Linked DNA regions of Homo sapiens: region 2 is linked to region 1. The links are chromatin loops, found by intact Hi-C in ENCODE. Cell type or tissue: thyroid gland. All regions are shown on one strand.

Region 1 (8,000 bases):
GGACTTGTCCAAGCTCATTCAACCAATCAGCGTCGGGGTGGACTTTCAAATCTAGATTTCCTTTCTCCTCCACTCGCTGCTCCCAGGGTCCCCTTCATCCTAAGCCATGCCTTCTGCCTCCTGCCTGTGATAAATTGAATTGTGTGTAATTGATAAATTATGCAAAAGGGCGCCTGGCAGTTTTCTGAAATGTTGTGTAGCTTCAAGGCAGCCCCTGGGGAGACAGCCTAATTTTATGGAAACCTCACACTCTGTCTGGCCTGTTTTGTGTAAGTCAGATTGATATAACAAGACTTTGGGGAGTTGACTTGATTTCTAATTTTATTCTCTAGGTGAGCTGAATGAGATATAACTGTAATGAGTGTGTTGTCTGGGGCGGACAGTATAACAGCAGTGGAGAAAAATGTCTTTTCATCTGCCTAATGGATTGTTTCCCCAGCTGGACTTCCCTGCTTCAGGATCCAGCCTTCCCCCTTTTTGGGGGAGGAGGCCATGTAGCAAGTGAAGGGAAGCACAGGGAGTGGAGGGGAAAAATCCAAGCCTTGCAGGAAGGAGGGACAGCAGGACTGAGCGACTCTGTCCTTTCTGCTAAGGCCACCCAGCCCAGCCCTGGCATAGCCCTTGGCAACTTGTTTTTCCCGAAGTCAAAGAGCACCACACTTTCTCCCTCAATTCTCTTTGACTAAGCTAAGTATTAGACCAAAACATTCATGAGTATTAATACTTAAAACTTTCCTGAGTATGAAGGCCCCACTGAAGATCGTGCCTCCATGGTTATCAGCCTACCTGGCACGCCATGGCATGAAGGGCAGGTTCCATTACCTTATAGAACCAGCGGGGCCTCTTCCAGCTCACAAGAGGACACGTGAGCCATGTGCAAAAGGGACCCATTCTGTTGGGCACTGACTATGTGCCAGATGTTGTAACCCTGACAACAACCCTAAGAGGTAGATTCGAATGTCCCCACTTCACAGGCGAGGAAACTGAGGCCCAGAAGGGTGAGATGACACAGGCTCACTTGCCTAAGCTTACAGAGCTCCTCGGTGACCCAGGCTAAGACTCGAACTTGAGTCTCTGTGACACTGAAGCATACTCTGTCTTCTGTTCCACACTGGCTCCCTTAGGAAGAGGGGCAGAGGGGCTGCTCACTGCAAAATGTCAATACTCAGCCTCTTCCTCAACCCGGCCCACTTGGCTTTCAGCTTAGCCATGGCCCTTCATTTTAGCCACGCCCCTCACACGTTCATTCTTAAAGATTTACTGAAACATCTTAATTCAATATAACCATAGATTCTAAAACGGCAGCCCCCCCCATTCTTCCCTCTCTCTCCATCCCCATGCCCTCTCCCTCTCTCCTATTCCCGACACTCCCACCACACACTCACACCCTGACCCCCTACCCTGACATCCTCCAGCCAGACACAGCCCAGACAGGCTGTGGCAGCCCTGGAGCCAGGAGCCCCAGACTGTGACCTGGGGGCTGCCACTGATTTTCACGGGCCCTCTCTGGGCCTGTTTCTTCAACTGGCAAACATGGACAAAGAAATGTCCTCCCACCTACTCCCTGGGGCTGTCTGAAAGCCTTGAGGTGATGAGTATGAAAACGCTGTAAAAGCCGGTAGTCTAATTACAATAGCAAGAATAATAATAGTGGCTCCCATGTATTAGATGCTAACTGTGGGCCTGACCTGGGCTGCACTGGATGCTCCTAGGCTTGTAATCTTGCCTCTTGGTGAGACTGTATCACCACTGCCCAAGTCCATTGTCACTCACACAACTTTCTGAGGCCTGAGTGTTTTGTTCCACACCCCCTACCACTCTGTGCCAATTGGAAGGTCAAGGAGGCCAACAAATAATACCCCTCTCTCCTTCCAAGTCTAGAACCTAGTTAAGAGAGAGTCCAGGAGGCAGACAATGGAGATGAAAATGTCAGCCTTATGTCCAAAGCTGGATCTGAGGTCCTGGCTTAGAGCAGGGGGGGATCAGTGGGTTTCCTGATTCTTCCTCCTGAATGAGCCTTAAGAAATTTCAGCCCCTTTCCCCACTGCCCAGGTAGTTCTGGCCCAGTTAACAGGATCTGATCACAAGGCCCACAAGAGGCCAGAAGGCCCCTCCTTGCAGGCAGGCAGGCAGGGCTGGAGGCCAGAGCCAGAAGGGGCAGGCTAGATGTGCGCATTTCCCCCCAAACTCTCCAGCTCCCCTAACCAGTCAGTGATTCGTCTCCAAGGAAACAATGGCCAGGCAATGGTGGCCTTAGGGTGACCAACCATCCCAGTTTGTCTGGAACTGTTTTCATTTTAGCAAGAAAAGTCCCACATTCCAGGAGATTCCTCAGTCCTGACCAAACCGGGAGAGCTGGTCACCCTAGGAGGTCCCTTAACATTTTGCAGATCCCTGTCCCCCTACCCCGGTGCCTGCCCCGCCCTTGCCCTGAACTGGATCTCATCAGGTTTTCTTGCCCAGAGGTTCCTGGCCTCTCCAAGTGGTCTAGGTAGCTGCTGGGACAGGCCACCCCTGGGCTTGGGCCTAGCTCTCCAGTGCTCCGTGCGGTGGCATCAGACAGGTCCCCAGAAACCTGGGCAATGCAGACCCTGCTCAGATCCCCAGGCCCTAGTCCTTCCCTGGGTACTACCCAGAAAACCCCTGGCCTGCAGGCTGGCCTGCTCACTGTGCCCCTGGAGCTCACAACATTCCTGCCCAGGAGCCTGTCTTCCTGCAACGGTGGGGGCAATAATTCTAATCCTCTTTGCCTGCACAGCACCCCTAGGGTGACACACCTCATCTCTTATGTGTCTCCTGACCACCCTGTGGCAGGACCAGGTTGGGAAGGGATCATCCTTCCCTCTGATCAGAGAGCAAATGTGGCCTGGCTATCATCCTCGGGGTCACAGCTAGTCAGGGCCTCAGCGAATCCTGTCCTCGTGACTTAAGGACAAAAAATGAGAGGCGAGAAAGGCAGCTTGGGAGACTGACATTTAGCGGGAGAAGCAGCCCTGACTTCTTATCTAAGCAAAGACATGAGTGGATGGCGCTGGCATGAGCCTCACTTCCCCTAGCAGTGAAACAGAGCCCTGTGCTACCTAAAGAGGCCTCCAGGTGTGCTGAAATTCTTTGCCCAGGACCTTGGCTTCACTTAGCAATGACCCTGGGTCCCTACTGGCTGTCCCTTGGGCTCTCCCAGCTCATGTGGCCTGACTTAGACCCCACATATGGGACCCACCATTCCAGGTCCTGGCTCAGCCCTTGGCTGGAAGCCAAGTTCCCGGTGTGTGAGGTCTCTGCTGTGTGAACTTTACAAGTCATGTACCGTATTAAGACATCTGAGGGCTCTAGAAGAATAAACCCACACCTTCTCTGGAAAAGGGATGATAAACCTAGAGGGTGTCAGTAACCTAGGAACTGCAGAGACAGGATTAGGGGAGCAACCGACATTTAGGAGCTGCTACCTGTTGGCCCTGAAATCAATTCCCGCTGCAGCCAGCCTGGGGCCAAGCTCTGGAGAAAGGGAGTCGGGAGGGGCCTAGAGTGGGGCCTTCAGCCAAAGTCATCCAACCACACCCATGACACACAGACTGTGTGTTAGGCCTCCATGGAGCAGGGAGGTTAACACAAGACACAGGGGACCTGGCCTCTATCCTCAGGAGATGTCTGGGAAGGATGGAAGGGCCCTGGGGCTGGAGCTTGCTATGGAAGCCCCTGTGTCCACAGCCTCTAAAGGGAGACTGAAGAAGCGGCAATCTCAGCTGACTCACGGCTGTCAGAGCTGAGGGGCAGTTCGTACCTGCTTCAGCCCGCCCAGTAGCCAACTCCAAGGAGGGAGGTGGGGACCTGGATGTGCAGTGGGGGATGCACAGGGACCTTCAACCCCACCCGGAAAGGGGAGGAAAAAAGCCGAGACAGGCTGGAGCAGATAAGGCTGAATGTGAATGCTCAGGGAATCTGGGTGGTAGGGTGGGGCTGCCAGTGATGTTCCTGGTTGTATTCTATTTACTTTCTCTGGATTTTACCATTTAAAACAGAATCTAGTTCAATGAGCAACAGGGGAACCAAGATGGGATGTGGCCGGGGGCTTTGGTCACACAGGGGCAAGCTGGTGCTTCATTCCAGACCTCTCTGACCCCAAGCCACGCACACCCCAGCACTTTGGCCTCTTCTTCTCTACAGCAGGGACCGTCACCCACCCTACAGACTCCAAGTCATTATGATGGTCTTTAAGGTGATGCCCACAGAATCACACCTTATGGACTGTCTCCTACCCTCTGTGTCAGCAAGAAAGCTTGCTTGAGCAAATATAAGATAGTGGGGCTTACGAAAACAGCAAGAATGAACAGCAGGTGCCTCACAGCTGAGAAACACCAGCCGGCCAGGGAGCCTGGTCTCCAGCAAGGGTCCTGCTCGTGTGTCAGCGCCTCCCGCACCTTGCCTGCAGGACCGACCCGGAGATGGATGCCTTTAGAAATCCTTTCTCCCGGGCCCCTCCCACCTCTTCTTTTACATTCGTTTGCATATTTGGCTCTTTGCACCTAGAATCCTCTGTTATCTCCAAAGTCAGAGAGCATCCATTGTCCTCGCCAAGGGAAATCCCCAGATCCACCTCCTCTCCCTCCCCTGGCTCAGGGCCCTTTCCTGTCACCCCTGTAATCTTCAGAATCCAAACTGTCTTTGCATATTTTGTGTCTTCCTCTCCAAATCTGACTGCTCCTGCCATCTAAGTCTAGCTCCCACCCCTGCAGCGCCATCCCTGAGCTCTCTGACATGCGGGTCTCCTGCCCATCCTCAACCTCAGTGGCCGTGGCTGAATCCTCCTGTAATCTCCCCTTAATCTGACCTTCATGGTACAGGCTCATCAGAGGAAACACGGCCCATCACACCAAGCAGGCATGACTAGGCCACTTCTTCAGATCCCTGGAGGACTCTGGAGGTGGGCAAGCTAATGGCTGCGTTTGCTGCCTCGTCCTCCTGACCCTCGGGAGTCAAGGTCAGGCCCAGCTGCCCTCAGAGCCCCTCTTGGCTTCCATGTCTGTGAAGAGCGGGGAGTGTTCTGGCACAGGAGGCCGGCTCGCACAGGCCTGGATGGAAAGGAAGCCCCTATGAGTCAAGGGGAAGTCCAGAGACCCACTTGAGTCAGGCGTCTGCTTGAAGAGTGCCCTAAGTGAGCGTCAAGTGGGGAAGCGTGTCCTCTGAACATCCGGACTGTTCCGTTCTGAGAGTGGGAAGGCTCTCGGCTGGGCTGGAAACGGATCATTAGGAGTCTGAGAGGAAGAAGTGGAAAGGCAGCATTTTTGGTGCTTTTCCCAGGAGCGTGGAGTGTCTGGCTTGGGCAGAGCCCAGGAAGATGTCAGGACCCACCCAGCCCACGTGCTGAATGTGGGGACTGGTCCCACTTCTCCATTTATGATGTGATATCCAAGAGAGACACAAAGAAAGCCTTCTCATAAAGCAACCCCTGAACACTTGGTGAGATCCAAGGTCATTTGGCACTTGATCAAGGGGTCATTTAAGCTTCAGCCTCCTCCTTCCTTTTCATGGCCACACAGGGTGCATGGGACAGTAAGTCACCCACCTGCAGCAGGGAGCGCAGGACTGGGACCGGGCTGGAGGGTGGCTCTGACCCAGGATTCCAGCAACCTCACCAGGTGAGATTGGCAACCCTCCCTCCTTCTCCCAGCCTCAGCATCCCTTGTATCAGTAAAAGACAAGGATTGGACTAGGAGGCTTCTAAAGGCTCTTGCAGTTCAGGAAGTGCAGAATTGGGCCCTGTACTTGCACAGGTTTGAAAATAAGTGCCTCACTTCTCTCACCTTAATCCTGGCCAGCGGTCCTATCTTTATTTGAAATTTTGATATTTTATTCATCACGGATTCCTTTTTGCTTTAATTTTGATTTTTTTTTAATTAATAGACAATTCTTTTAGAGCAGTTTCAAATTTACAGAAAAATTAAATGGGAAATACAGAGTTCCCATGCATCCAATTGAATGCATCCAATTCATGAATGTATTGTAATGTATGCATTGACACATTAGAATTGATATTGATTAATATCAATAGTATTGACTAGTATTGATACCTTAGTAGTAACCGAAGTTCACGGTTTACATTAGGGTTCATTCTTAGTGTTGTATATTCTGTGGGTTTGGTAAATTTATAATGATGCGCCTCTACCATGATAGCATCATGCAGAATAGTTCCTCTGCCCTCAAAATCCCCTGATCTCACTTATTCATCTCTTTCCCCTCTCCCCTGTTCCCAACCCCTGGCAACCACTGATCTTTTCACTGTCTCCACAGTTTTGCCTTTTCCAGAATGTCTTATCGTTGGAATCATACAGTCTGTAGACTTTTTGGATTGGCTTCTCTCACTTAGCAATGTGTATTTCAGGTTCCTCCAGGTCTTTCTGTGGCTTGGGAGCTCATTTTTTATGGCTGAATTATATTCCATTGTCTGGATGTACCACAGTTTATTCATCCTTCCACCTACTGAAGGACATCTTGGTTTCTTCTGATCCCTGTCTTTATTTGAAATTTTGATATTTTGTTTGCATTAATTGTGATGTTTTTAAAATTTTTCACTTAAATTTTATTTTTCTTGATCACTAAATTTTTCTGGTTCCTTGTAAGTTTTGTGCATGAGGCATGCTCTAATCCTGGCCCTGGTCTTACCTCTGTTTGCTCAATATTCAGAAGCGAGGGAAAGGCAGGTGATACCAAGCATGGAGCAGAATCCAAAAGACACAGCCCAGTACAGGTCTGGGCACCAGGGGGCTCTGAAGCACCTTTAGGGGAGTCCTTGGAAATACTGATGGGCCCCTTCTTCCCCATTACCTCTGCTGTCCCCTACATCCCTCACTGCTTCTAAGCTCCTCCCCTGTCCTCTCGGCTGGATATCCAATCTTGGATAGCAATGCCAAGCCCTGTCTTCCCAAGCAGCTGCTTCTGCCACGTCTCCCTCCTTAAGAATCCACACAGCCCCTCAGTGCCTTCTGCATCTGGTCCAAACTCCTTGGCATTGGAGGCCCGTGCTCAGCCTGCCATCCCCATAATTGGGTTTTCCACAGGCTTCGGCCACACCGGGAAGCTTTACTCGCTCTCCCCTGCCTCCCCTTCAGGCTTTTGTTCGTGCCATGTCCTCACCTTGGGACACCCTCTTCAAGAAATGACAAGGCATCATGGAGGGCTCAATCCTTTCTGAACCAGAGATCTTTCTTCAAATAAAACAGTTCTTGAAAACCTTACATATAAAACAAGTCCAAACAGATCTGTTCTGCCTGGAGCAGGTGGACTCCCTCTTCTTCCCTGAGGCACCACCCCCAGAGCATGGGTGAGTCTGAGAAGCGCTGATAGAGAAGGCCCAGTCTTCAGTGACAAATTGCCTGAGCCGGAGCCCTGGGCTTCCCCCACATGCCCTTTGTGGCACTCCAGCCACAAGATCAGGAGTCCTGCTGCACTGAAAGCCCTGGGTCTGGTGCATCTGTTCTCCTATTAGACCCAGAAACTTGTCTCATTGTCCCTCCTTCATCAGTCTATTTATTTACGCAACCAGCATTTACTGAGCACCTACTGATTCTGCTACCATTTATGGAGTGCCTACTATGAGCCAGGTACTATTCCAGGCACTGGGGATGCAGGAGTGAATGAAATAGACAAATCTCTGCCCTCCTTGAGCCGACAATGGAGTGAGGGGAGACAGGTAAGAAACAAAACAAATAAATACAGTACATGGAATAATTAGAAGATGGTGAGTGCTGTGGAGAAAAATAAAGCAGGGATGAGGCATCCCAATTTCAAGGCAGAGGTCAGGGAAGGCTCCCTGGGAAGATGACATTAGAACCAAGAGTTGAAAGCTGTAAGCACAAGCTGGGAAAGAGAACTCCAGGCTGCGGGTAGAGCGAGGATCCAGGAGCATGTCTGGCTCACTGGGGAAAAGCGAGGAGGCCCGCATGGTGGGGGCTGTATGAGCAAGAGGGATTCGGGGAGGAGGGGAAAGGAGGACACCACTCTGC
Region 2 (8,000 bases), 77 kb before region 1:
ACGAGCCTCATGTCCATTGTGTCCACTGGGTTGCTCACAACTCCTGGCCCCATGCTTGGCACCCAGCAGGGGTTAAACAAGCAGTCCGGTTACACAGCCAGAGACGAGCAGAGCCGGGATTCAACCCCAGACCTGTCTGATACCGGGTCTACTTCTAAACCTGCATGGTGGACTGCCCCAGAAAAGCAACGACCCAGACCAGACATGAGGGTCCTAACCAGTCGCTCATTCTCCAGCCCCCTAAGCCACTCTGCTTATTCACAACTAGTAGTTCCTTTTGATAAATACTGATAACCAATAATTAAGGGGCCATTGAGAGCTTGGATCTTCCCCTACAGGCACAACACCAGGCACTGTGATATCAAAGCACAGACAAAATCAAGTTTCATGTCCTGGCAATTACTGCAAGCAGTCCCAAACAGCCAGACACACTGCATAAGCTCAGTGAAGACCTGAGTCTCTGTCCTTTCAGATGTTCTGATAGCATCTTGAATGAAAGTTCCACCTGGGCCCAGCGTGCAATAGTAATAGTAGTAATGGATTCAGACAAATGAGAATTTACCAGGTCAGTAGGCCTGGCCTGCCCCTGCCCCACACCCACCCCCAGGCTCATTCCCAAGCAGAGCATGACAGGCACTGGGATTTACTCAAAAGTTTGCTCTAGTCCTGGTCTGGAGAAACTCTCTGTGTTCAGGCATGCCAGAGACCAGAAGTGATCTAAGAGGTGCTTAACAAGCTGTAATGCGTGTCAAGAAAAACTGTAAAAGACTAAAATGGTGGGAAAAAAGAAAGGGAAAGAGATAGACTACTGGATGTCCCAGCGTACCCTTCTGGGGGTTTTGTTTTTTCTCAGTCTTTCATTATCTGAGCTATTTTACAATTCTGCAAATTGTAAAAAACTGATGGTAATGCAAATGATTCTTGTCCATATAAATATAAATTATGTCCAATGCAATGCAACTGATTATTGCCCTATAGATTTTTTTTTTTTGCCAGTTTTGCATCTGTTTGTAAATTCACTTCAGATTCCTGATGACCTATATTATGTGTCTACTTTTGCATTCTCCTTTGAATTGATTGTAACATCTTAGTGGTTTCCTCATTAATGAATGAGTGAAATAAAACTTTTGATCCAGGCTCATTCTATATCTGTATGAGAGTCATGATTATACCTCCTTTTGATTCTTTTCCGTGTACATATAAATTACCTGAAGATCTTGCTAAGGCACAAATTCTGATTCAAGGTCCAGAGTAGGACTTGAGAATCTTTCTGCAAGCTCCCAGGTGATGTCCATGCTGCTGGTCCACGGATGCCACTTAGGTGTTAAACTGTTCTTGTGGTAATTCAACTTAAAATAGTGATACAATGTTTCTGAATAAATAAATTATTATCTATACATTAGGTTTTCTTCATTAGCATAAGGAATGTTAAAAGGTTTTTTTTTTTTTTGTGGAATTATGTTGTAACAGGACATGCTGTCCTTGGATAAATAAGTTATCAGAAACTGGTCAGGAGATCTCTGGCCGTGGATCCCAGCACTTCCCCAGGGTCCCATCACCTAATCGTCAGTGTGAATCCACAGGTCTGCAGAGCCCTCTGCACATTTCCATGCCCTGTGGGCTCACATGCTTCCAACTCTGGACTAACCCCATAAAAGGGGCTGGAGGGCTGAGGGTGGCCATTAACTATGCAGGGTTCCCCTTCAGCTTGGGCTTGGTCACCTCCAGGGAGGGGGAACTCACCACTCCCAAATATTCCTGTACCTCTCAGACCACAGAGACTAGGTGCTGGGGGATCCCCTGGGATCCTGGCCAGTCCGTCTTTGAGCCAGGAGCCCTCCAGTAGACAGGTCTGTGCACGGCGGAAGGTTCCCCGGTTTATGCTGCTCAGGCAGACAGACACCTGCCCTTATCCTGTCTTGCTTCCTGCCACACAGGCTCGCAGGGGAAGTCCTGGAGAAGCACCTTCTAGGGCAACATTTGAACTGCTGCACATCAGTGGCCTCTGCTCCTGGGGTGGCAATTTTGGGCACTGCCCATGCAGTTTGCCAGGCTCTGGGTCTTGTGGGCCATTCCTGCGGAGGATCTGGAAAACGTCACACCAACTTTCCCCCTTCACTGGGCCTGGGAAGAAGTGACGTGTCAATTACCCGATCATTTGGTCTGGATCCAAGGCACAAAGATTAGAACGCAGAAAGGACTGCAGTCCTTAGAGTGCTGGCTCCAATCCTCCCACTGCCCTGGGCCTTGCGCAAAGCACTTTCTCTCTCTAAGCCTCAGTCTCCTTGCCTGTACAATGGGGAAAACAAAATTCAGAGCCTAGGCTTCGGGTGAGGCCAAGAGGCCAGGGTGCAGGTGAGCATTCTGGCAGAGTTCCTGCCACCCAAAATGCTCTTCCCATTTGGAATGGCAGGCTAGATCTCCTCTCTCAGGTACCCCCCGCCAGCCCCTAGTGCATGCCCCTCCCTCACAGCTCACCTGGCTCCACTTTCTCATAGCAGTCATCGCTGAGATTCTTCCTTATTGTTTGCTTTCATTCATCTTACCTTTCCTCCTCCCTGGGGGCAGGGACCTTGTCTGTCTGCTCCAACTTTGGACTAACCCAGATTTGGGGCAGACAGTCTGGCTGTGTCCCTGCCCCCAGATCAGCGCTAGGTGTGCAGAAGGTGCTTGGGGAGCCCCTGCTGCATCGATGAAGGTGTCTTGCACCATGCCTTAGCAGGGCCACAAAAAACATGAGTTCTTTTCCCAGGACACTTGGCACACACTGCAGTCTCCTCCCTGTCTTCTCCCCACCTTAAATCCAGGCTCCAGGAGGGTTTTCTTCTCTCTGCCAAAGCAAACAAAGAAAAACAATTTTCCTGCCATTCATAATTGTTCCATATTTTTCTAATAGGCCTAAGCCTGGCCTCGAGATTTCCAGTCACGGGTCATTCGCTGTCTTGTTGCTCGCAGAGCCACAGAGGAGAAGGCTGTGGGCAATTAGTGTGAAAGCTGCCTGCTGCCAGCAGCCCTGCCCGCTCGGCAGGAAAAGGACATGTCTGGTACCACCAGCATCTGCCAGGGGGTGGCTGGGCCTGGACCCCACATGAGCCAGTTCATGTCATTCTCACAACCCTGTGAGGACAATGTTATTCCCCCATATTTCTGATGAGGAAACTGAGGTTCCTATGGTTAAGGGTCTTGCCCAGTCACCTACTGATGTGACAGAACCAATGTCTGAGACCAGGTCTATCTTGTGTCACTGTCAGGTCCTAGAAATAGAAGAGGCAGAAGGGAAGGGGTTGGGGGTCACTGTTGACCCTAATGGAGGGGACTCCCTCTGACTGATTTGACAGATAAAACTGCAACCAAGCGTCCCCTGGGGCCTGGAACAAATCACGCCCTCGGGCGTTGGTAGCCTCTATTAGATGCAAGGATCCCTCAACAGCATTCCGCTGCTTATGGGATCAAGTCCAGGGTCCTTAGCTGGGCAGTGAAGATACTCGGTAATAAAGCCATAGCCTGCCTTTCCAGAATTCTCTTCTCTGACCACAGGCTATGCCCCAGACATGCCTTGTATTCCTCAGCCCCTGCCCTCAGCCTTGGCTCCCTGCCTGAAACACCCATCAAAATCTGGTCCATCCTATCAGGTTCAACTCAAATCCCTACCCTAGAGCCCCTTCCTTGAATCCTCAGCAGCCCTATGAAGCAAATACTATAGCTGTGCACATTTTGCAGATGAGGGAACTGAGGATGGATGTTGTGTCTTGCCTGGATCCACACAGCGAAGTCAAGGAATCTGGAGGCAGCTGAATTTCTCCACCTCACTCCCCTTCTACTCCCAAAGACTCTTTCTCCCTGAGGACAAAAGGGCATGTGTCAGGGTCTGCTGTCAGAACAGACCCTAAGAAAGGTGGCTCCTCCTGGGCTGGAGGTTGCCGATGAGACCTACAGGTCCTCAGACCTGGGGTGATCTCCTGGGGCCTATAAGCCTATCCCTGCCTTCGATGAGAGAGCAGATGATATGCTCTGATCCGGGGGTCCGACATATCCTTTTTCTATCCCAGTGGGAGTAGAATCCTCCTAGCAAGGGGACATTTGATATTCCTTTGTTTGTATGGGGGTTGGATGGAAGAGAGCAGGAGAAGGGGTTGGGGAGAGCAATTTGGGGTGGTTTCAGCCACGTCTGTTCCTGCAGGAGGTCATTTGCTCACTTAGCAAACAACACAGTGGACTCTGCCGGCTCCCAACATGGGACTGGTTGTCCATACTGGCCTGGGTGCCCACCCTGCTTCTTGGCTCTTCTCCTCCTCTACTTCCCTTCCTGTCTCACCCTTGCCCTTGAAAAGGTTGGGAACTTCCTCTTCAAACACCTCACCGTCTCTCTCTCCCTCTCCCCTTCCTCCACCAGTTCTGTCTTCAGCTTACAGAATCTGCCTCCCCCCATTCCGAAGCTTATCCTTAAAGATCTGCTCCAGCCTAGTTTGGACTCACTCTCCTGCCCCTCCCACTAGATCGTTGAACTTTACAGCGCAATGCTTAACATGGAGGAATGTGTTGATAATGGTGGAATTTGGGGCATCTGGGAGCCAGACTAGTAAGCACCATTTAGCCTCCCAGACTCCAGCAGACCAGGAATTTGGCAGTTTAGGAGACTGCAGATTTATTCTCCGTACCTAGAGGCTAAAGGAAGGCATGTCTTCTTGGCAGCATGCAGGTTTGGCGACTTCTCAGCTCATGGAAAACTACTGGGGCTGAGACTGATGGGGCTTTGGCCTGGACCTCAGTGGAGTGCCAAGACAGGTGGAGCAGAGTGGCCCCAGGCATTCAAAGAGTCACACCTCCTCTCTCCCCTGCTGGCTGCCTCTTCAAGGCAGGCAGTTGACAGAAGAGCAGGCACCTTGGTAACTAATATTGTGTAGCAAGGGTGGCAAACTCACATGCCTTCAGGAGTGAAAGTGTGGAGCAGGCTGGAGTAAGTAACAGGGAGTGGTGGGGACTGGGGCAACTGGAGAGTCCTGATGTGTCCGATGTAATTCAAATGCAAATCAATGTTCTGGCCCTCAGGCTGACCGTTTGCTAACCTCTGCCAATGCATTACCGGTTCCAAAGCTCTTTTCCTCATGGTTTCATTGAATTGTCATTTCCTTTCCTGCTTACAGTCACTATCCTCACTTGGCAGATGAGGACACTGGACCTTAGCAAGGCGAAGACATTCCCCTGACTCATTCCAGGCAGGGATCTATGGGGGGGGGGGGGTGGCTTGAAGACACTCAAAGAAAGGTCTGTGCCCCCAATTCTCTCTCCATGGTCAGATTTGGAGGTTGACGTATAACTGTCCAACTCACCCATTGAGACTGTGCTGTGTTCTGACTTGGGCTTCTCATTTAAATGATCCTCCCCGCTCCTCCACCCTACCCAGTGTAGTCACTGACGGGAGAGAGAGGCCTGAAAAGGGGTTCTGAAGTCTGGAGGATCAGGGGCCTTTGACAACCTTGCCAGCCCTCAACTACAATGCCTGCCCTAGTCTGTTGAAAAGTCACAGGAAAGAAAAGTTAGTCATGGAGACACTGCCTGGGGGTCTGGATTCAGACTCACTGGAATATATTTTCTTCCTTTATCACAATATCGTGATTTGGAAATAATAATAACTGCTACATGCTTTACCTGTAGTAACTCATTTAATCCTCACTACATAATTCTGTGAGGTAGGAGCTGTTATTATTCCCATTTTACAGATGAGAAAACTGAGGCACAGCTCATGCTTATACAGAATTTGGAAACTCAACAGGATGTGTAAAAGACAAAAGCTGTTCCTCAGCTCCCATCCTGGTAAAAACCACCCATTCATTCATTCATTCATTCCATAATCCCTACTTTCAGGCACTATGCTGGGTGCTGACATTACAGTAAGGCACATAGGCCTGGAAACCAATTATTGTGAACTGTATGACAAATGACACATGAGAAATGATATATGAAAAATACGGGCTCCAGGAGCCCGGAGGTGTCTGGGGAAGTCTGGGAAGACTTTCTGGAGGAGGTGACACCTGGCAGAAATGGGGCATATCCCAAGGTGAGAACGGCAGATATAAAGGCCTAGGGAAGGTATGAGAGTCATGTCACATGTTCAAGGCATCAGGAAGTAGAGTATTGAAGGGATGGCAGGGCGGGGGCAATGGGGCTAGGTTTGGGATTGTATTAGCCAAGGTGAACGTTGGAATTGTATCACAGCAATAGGCCTTGAAGAAGGTGAATGTGGGGCTGGCTGTTTTAGATTTTTTTTAAAAGAAATTTTAATAGGTTCAAGATTCAAAATGCATAAAAAATATACAGTGAAAAGTTTCCTTCAACCCTATCCTGCCACCCAGGTCCCCTCTTCATGGTCAACTAATCTCTAGTTTCTTATAAGTCCTTCCAGAGCTTTTTCATTTTACTCTTACATATACTAAGCTCTTTCTCTCTCTCTCTCTTTATATTTTTTAACCCCAAGGATAGCCCATTCTTTATGCATCTCTGCACATTGCTTTTTATTTCACTTTAAGAACATATGCTGGTGATTGTTTCTATTTTTGCATGGCGGTGTCATGCTGCATGGTAAAGAGCCGTACTTTATCTAACCTGCCCCTATTGATGGACATTTTTGTTTCTTGCTAATTTTTTGCTCTTACAATAAGTGTTACAATAAATAATCTTGTACCTATGTAGTATCCTCATTGTGCAAATACACCCACAGAAAAAGAAATTCTAGACATGGAGCCATGAGGGTCAAGGATATATGCAATTTTATTTGCATTTTAAAAAATTTGATTTGAAATTTAACTTGCAAAAAGAAGAGTGTACAGCCAAATAAATTTGATACATGTGATACACAGGCTGTGTATATACCTGTGCAATCACCACCCACATGAAGGTGTAGGTTACCATAGAATGTTTCCAGCCCCATCTCATGGCTTGTCTTGGTGGATATCCAGGACAATTTATTTGTACCAAGGCAATTTATTAGTCTGACCTCTACCACCAGGATTGGTTTTGCCTGTTTCTGAATTTTGTATAAATGGAATCATAAAGAATTGATGTACTCTTTGTATCTGGTTTCTCTTGTTCAAGATGACATCTGTGGGCTGGGCACGGTGGCTCATGTCTGTAATCTCAGCACTTTGGGAGGCCGAGGCAGGCAGATCACTTGAGGTCAGGAGTTCGAGCCCAGCCTGGGCAACATGGTGAAACCCCATCTGTACCAAAAAATACAAAAATTAGTGGGGTATAGTGGTGGACAGCTATAATCCCAGCTACTCGGGAGGCTGAGGCAAGAGAATCTCCTGAACCCGGGAGGTGGAGGTTGCAGTGAGCTGAGATTGCGCCATTGCCCTCCACCAGCCTGGGTGACAGACAGAGTGACACCCTGTATCCAAAACAAAAAAAAAAGATGTCATTAGTGAAATTCACCCCATGTCCCATGTCGTGTTTAGCAGTAGCTTCCCCCCCCCCCGCCCATTGCTGGCTGGTGTTTCATTGTATGACTATATTACAACTTATTTATTCATTCAACCCTTGATGGACATTTGGGTTGCTCCCAGTTTTAGGCTATTGTAAATAATGCTGCCATATACATTCTTTGGGGGAGCACTAATTAAAGCTCATTTCCATTAGTTATATCTGGGAGTAGCATTGGTGTGTACATATTACATTTTTGATGAATGTTACCAAGTGCCCTCTGTAGAGGCTGGTGCAATGTGAAGAAGTGCCTTTTCCCTTGTTCTGCATGTGAAGTGCTCAGCTTAGCACAGTGCCTGGGACAGCGTCGACACTTCAGAAAACCATGCAGCCCTCAGCTCCAGAAGTGGTAAGAATGCCTTATGAGCCCTAAAGCCCCACTCTGAGCAGGAGATTGTGATTCTGCCAACGTGTCCCACTAGAAGGATCAGGTGAGAGTGAGGAGGAGTCAATGAACTCATTTCCACCCCCAGAGAAGTATCCTTAATGAATAATAATAACTCCTTTGTTTATGTAGCTCT

Evidence for each region. Peaks named below come from ENCODE experiments on the same cell type or tissue, not always from the same donor. Only the 100,000 strongest peaks of a DNase experiment are listed, where the experiment ranks them.
Region 2: a loop joins it to region 1, with 2.9 times the contacts of the local background. A loop is called at or near these places in 2 of 110 quality-filtered maps.

What each region holds. Positions count from the first base shown.
Region 1 is chr15:70,209,602-70,217,601 of GRCh38, reverse strand. No RefSeq gene overlaps it. Among named protein-coding and RNA genes, the nearest start is that of TLE3, 120 kb to the right of the region's middle. RefSeq lists an enhancer at 3,617-4,493. In thyroid gland, a CTCF peak has its summit at 3,103; DNase peaks (open chromatin) are centred at 3,031 and 5,191; H3K27ac peaks cover 527 bases.
Region 2 is chr15:70,286,429-70,294,428 of GRCh38, reverse strand. No RefSeq gene overlaps it. Among named protein-coding and RNA genes, the nearest start is that of TLE3, 190 kb to the right of the region's middle. RefSeq lists an enhancer at 1,474-1,973. In thyroid gland, no CTCF peak of the experiment used is centred here; DNase peaks (open chromatin) are centred at 638, 3,445 and 4,758; H3K27ac peaks cover 1,530 bases.